2 separate regions of the Homo sapiens genome follow, and region 2 is linked to region 1. A link is an interaction called in ENCODE POLR2A ChIA-PET data of the cell type or tissue named here. Cell type or tissue: MCF 10A. All regions are shown on one strand.

The links. ChIA-PET counts read pairs that join two places held together with the same protein. Peaks named below come from ENCODE experiments on the same cell type or tissue, not always from the same donor. Only the 100,000 strongest peaks of a DNase experiment are listed, where the experiment ranks them.
Region 2: POLR2A ChIA-PET joins it to region 1 with 8 read pairs; 7 of 35 experiments call an interaction of 5 or more read pairs at or near these places.

Annotation. Positions count from the first base shown.
Region 1 is chr1:113,020,539-113,023,038 of GRCh38, reverse strand. All of the region lies in intron 2 of LRIG2-DT (LRIG2 divergent transcript), which reads left to right. Among named protein-coding and RNA genes, the nearest start is that of LRIG2-DT, 51 kb to the left of the region's middle. In MCF 10A, no CTCF peak of the experiment used is centred here; a DNase peak (open chromatin) is centred at 1,098.
Region 2 is chr1:112,879,666-112,882,165 of GRCh38, reverse strand. MIR11399 (microRNA 11399) reads right to left here and starts at 116; the gene lies at 37-116. RefSeq lists an enhancer at 400-1,320. In MCF 10A, a CTCF peak has its summit at 1,036 (motif pointing left); a DNase peak (open chromatin) is centred at 1,025.

The DNA.
Region 1 (2,500 bases):
AAACCTGCTTAGCTTAAGTAGTTGCATATCTAGAGAGTAAGACTGTGGAATAGAGTAGGGTTTTGTTGTTGTTATAAATATTTGGTATTACCTTAAAATTACATCCATATAGGCTGGGTGTGGTGGCTCACGCCTGTAATCCTAGCATTTTGGGAGGCCGAGCTGGGTGGATCACCTGAGGTCAGGAATTTGAGACCAGCCTGACCAACATGGTGAAACCCCATCTCTACTAAAAATTTGAAAATTAGCTGGGCGTGGTGGCGGGACCTGAAATCACAGCTACTTGGGAGGCTGAGGCAGGAGAATCCCTTGAACCAAGAAGGTGGAGGTTGCAATGAGCCGGGATCGTGCCACTGTACTCCAGCCTGGACGGTGGCAAAAGCAAGACTCCATCTCAAAAAAAAAAAAAAAAAAAAAAAAAAAAAAATATATATATATATATATATATATATATATATATATATATATATATATATGTATACAATACAATAATCAAACTTTATTTTAAAAAATGTTCTCAGGCTGGGCACGGTGGCTCACACCTGTAATCCCAGCACTTTGGGAGGCCAAGGCGGATGGATCACGAGGTCAGGAGTTCGAGACCAGCCTGGCCAACATGGTGAAACCCCGTCTCTACTAATAATACAAAAACTTAGCCGGGCCTGGTGGCTGGCACCTGTAGACCCAGCTACTTGGGAGGCTGAGGCAGGAGAATTGCTTCAATCTGGGAGGTGGAGGTTGCAGTGAGCCAAGATCTTGACACTGCACTCCAGCCTGGGTGACAGAGTGAGACTCAGTGAGAGATTTTTTGTATTTTTAGTAGAGACACGGTGGAGGCTCCATCTCAAAAAAAAAAAAAAAAAAAAAAAAAAAAAAAGTTCCCCAGGTGGAAAAAAATTACATTCTGAAAACTAGTAGGAAAATTTTCAATGATCTCTAGAACATTTTGGCATGGATTATCAAAAGATGTTTTACGAGCATGTAAAGAAATTGACTCTAGGCACTAACAAGGGGCCGCTACGGGCAAGTTCTTTCATTCAGCAAATATTTGTTGCGCAAATTCTGAGTTATAGTTACTGTGCAAGACACAAGGGATGAAGCAGAAAACAAAACAGGCACATTCCTGCCCCTTGTGGAACTCTGGTGAGGAAGACAAATAATAAAACGTATGGTATAATTACAGCTTGTGATAAGTGCCAAAAAAGAAAACCCAGGGATTTATGTGAGCCCATAATTACAGGAACTAGCTTCACTGGGAGAGGAGGCAGTGCTAGAGAAATCCTCTGTGGGGACACAGTATTTAAACTGCTACCTGAGGGATGAATAGAATTTAGGTGGACAATGCGTGCAGAGTGCTACAGAGAAAATCTGAAAACACCATGCGAAAGAGTCATGAGGCAGGAATAAGCTTGCCATGCTAGAGGAACAGAGAAAAAGCTGAGGTGGCTGGAACAGTAAACAGGAGGGAGAGTGCAGATAAGCAGGGGCCACATCACACAGGCAGTAACTAATGCTATTTTCTTTTTTAAAATGATTACTGGACAGGTAGATGAAAGAAATAAAAACACACTGTTGGAGAGAAAACATCATTTCTTTTTTTACCCTTTTTAGGTTCTTAGTTGAGACACTTGAAAACAAGCGTCAGATTAACAAAAGAAAAACAAGTTTATTAACATGCTGTACCCATCAAGTGGGAGAGGCCTCAGTTCAAAAGTATTTCTCTCTCCAGGCAGTGGCTTAGGGACCTTGTTTAAATAGTATTTTAACAAAGAACCATGAATTTTTTTTTTTTTTTTTTTTGACAGAGTCTTGCTCTGTCGCCCAGGCTGGAGTGCAGTGGCATGATCTCGGCTCACTGCAACCTCGCCTCCTGGGTTCAAGCGATTATTGCGCCTCAGCCTCCCGAGTAGCTGGGGTTACAGGCGTGTGCCACCACGCCCGGCTGATTTTTGTATTTTTAGTAGAGACAGGGTAGTGCCATGTTGGACAGGCTGGTTTCGAGCTCCTGGCCTCAAGCAATCCACCTGCCTAGGCCTCCCAAAGTGCTGGGATTACAGGCGTGAGCCACCGTACTTGGCCAGAGCCATGAATCTTACGAAGTGCTGAAACAAAGAAGAGTATCTTTAGGCTTCCAAAAGGCAGGAAAATGTGGGAAGGTAAATTAATGGGAAGAGTAAAGTCTGCTCCTGGATCCTCTGGCACCGCTGAGCTGTTTCTGAGCGGATGAAGGCAGAGTTAGGAAGGGCAGTGTGCCCATGTGTTTTAAGCTTTTAAACTAAAATCCCCAGTATTTTAGCGAGAAATATTTTGGTTTCCTTCAACACACTAAATTTGTTTTCTGCAAGGTAACTGATAAAAATGGTTGGGATGAACCAGTTATCACTTTTTTTTTTTTTTTTTGAGATGGAGTCTCGCTCTGTCACCCAGGCTGGAGTGCAGTGGCGCTATCTAGGCTCACTGCAAGCTCTGCCTCCTGGTTCACACCATTCTCCTGCCTCAG
Region 2 (2,500 bases), 140 kb after region 1:
AGTTGCCCACCACCACCAGCAGCAAGGCAAAGGTCCATCTCTCCTCTTTCGGGCCTGGGACTGCCTCTGATGGGGAAACAAGACAGGTTTCAGCCCCAGACCTGAAAGAGCACTGAGCTGGATCTTGCTTCAGGTTCCCTCCTTTTAGCAGCAGCTCCAGCTCTCTGGAACCAGGAACAGGCCCTTCCCCGCCACCCCCTCCCACACTCCACTAGAATCCTGGAGAAACTCACACACTTACACCCACACGCTTATATACAGTCACTCCCAACACAGCACGCACAGACTGCACACGCCCTAATCGACAACAAATATCCTTCCTCCTCTGACACAGACAGCCCTGAGTTACAGAGACATGCGTTCTGCAGGGCCTGAAAGCCAGCTGTGTTTCTAGTTGCCAGAGGAATCTCATGCCGACCTTCTTCAAGAAACCTGGAGAGGCTGGGGTGCAGTGGCTTACGTCTGTAATCCCAGCACTTTGGGAGGCCGAGGCCGGTGGATCATCTGAGGTCAGGAGTTTGAGACCAGCCTGACCAACATGGAGAAACCCCGTCTCTACTAAAAGCAGAAAATTAACCAGGCGTGGTGGCGCATGCCTGTAATCCCAGCTACTCGAGAGGCTAAGGCAGGAGAATCACTTGAACCCGGGAGGTGGAGGTTTCAGTGAGCCGAGATCGCGCCATTGCCCTCCAGCCTGGGCAACAAGAGCGAAATACTGTCTCAAAGAAAGAGAGAGAGAGAGAGAGAGGAGAGGAGAGAGGAGAGAGAGAGAGAGAGAGAGAGGAGAGAAGACAGAAGAGAGGACAGAGAGAGGAGAGAAGAGAGAAGAGAGAGAGAAAGAAAGAGAAAGAAAAAGAAAGAAAGAAAGAAAGAAAGAAAGAAAGAAAGAAAGAAAGAAAGAAAGAAAGAAAGAAAGAAAGAAACCTGGAGAGAGGGACCAGTGTATGGGTACACAGGACGGTCACTCCCTAGAAGGCCTCTTTGTGGTCTTCATTCCACCACCCTCAGCCCAGATATGGCAATGTGGGGTGCCCTCTTGTGGCCAGAGCGGCCCTGCAGCCTCTTGGCAGGATCCCGGCTCCCCTTGGGCATCCAGACATCCCTCCTCCAGGCTGCCCACCCCCTGCATGTCAGGGCTCCACTCTCATTACTTCCAACTGGCCTCCCTCAGTAAAGATGAGAGTAACAAGACTTGTTCACATTGTTGTAAGGATTTCCCCAGAGCCCTGACAAAGAAGCCTGCTGCACTTAGCAGATGTTCACTAAACATGGGCTTCCTTTCTTCTTGTCTCCCTCCCCACTCTGAAGCTGCTTCTTTTAGAAAGTGGAAGAAAACAGAAAAAAAGAAAACCCAAGCTCCCAAGCAAATTACAGTTCTGATCTCCATCAGATCCAATAATCAACAGAGCATTAATTCATTGTTTGCCCACAGGTAAACAATGTGGGTAGGGAATGTGAACTACCTTCACGTGTTAAATAAAATTTATAGGAGGCCATTGGTTTGGCCTGAGCTCCTGCAGTAGGCCCAACAGACCAAACCAAAATGGAATTACTCATGTTGAAGTTCCACACCACCAAGTCAACACTAAATTACCTATCTGTCCTTGCAAGAAATCGGGAGAGGTAATAGCCAGATCCCCAAACAGGTCAGTTTCAGCTGGCATCATGAAGAAGTTCCCTTTGCTTTAACCTTCATAAGGAAAGTAAGTCAGGAACAACCAATCTGCTTTTTGTTCTTTGTTTCTACTTTCCTCAGCCCTTTTCATACTATGAAGCCAATCTCCTCTGCTCAGCTCATCAGAACATTCATTCTATTTTGTAGAATGAGGTGTTCCCTGATTCATGAATTGCTAATAAAAGCCAATTCAATCTGTAACTAAATTTGTTGTAATTTTGTCTGACACATGGAAATTAGAAAAAAGAAAAATTTAATTAGAGCCCCTGCATGGTGCGAATGGGAATGAGTTGGTATCTCTTGGAACTTCTTGTTATAATAAAAGTGAGAGCCTCTGACCCAGGATTCCACTCCCCTACTCACCCCCACTGTGTGCCACCCCCAGCCTATGCTCTTGATCAGAAGAGGGCAGAGAAGAAGGGGTGGAGGAGCAGACAACTTTCACCAGGACTCTGGCTACGACCCCTCAGGGCATGGTCAGCTGAGATGACCTCAGCTAGAAGAATAGGGAGCTGCTCATGAGCAGTGATTTCAGAAACAGTAGCCTGGATCCGCTGCCCCAAAACCACCCTCCTCACCTATCATCTAAGATTCCACTAGGGAGACTTGATTTACCTAGCTATTGAAATGCTGTGGGAAATGATTCAAGCTAAGAAATGAACAACTAACAGAAGGCAATTCCCTCCCAGCACAGCACTCCCAGCTTAGCACCTGACCCAGCTAATGTGGTCTCAGCCTGAGCACTGACAGTGACAGGGACTCATCCTCTCAAGCAGCCCTTTTGGTGCCCAGGCAGCTCCAACTGCTAGAAGGCTCTTCTGACAC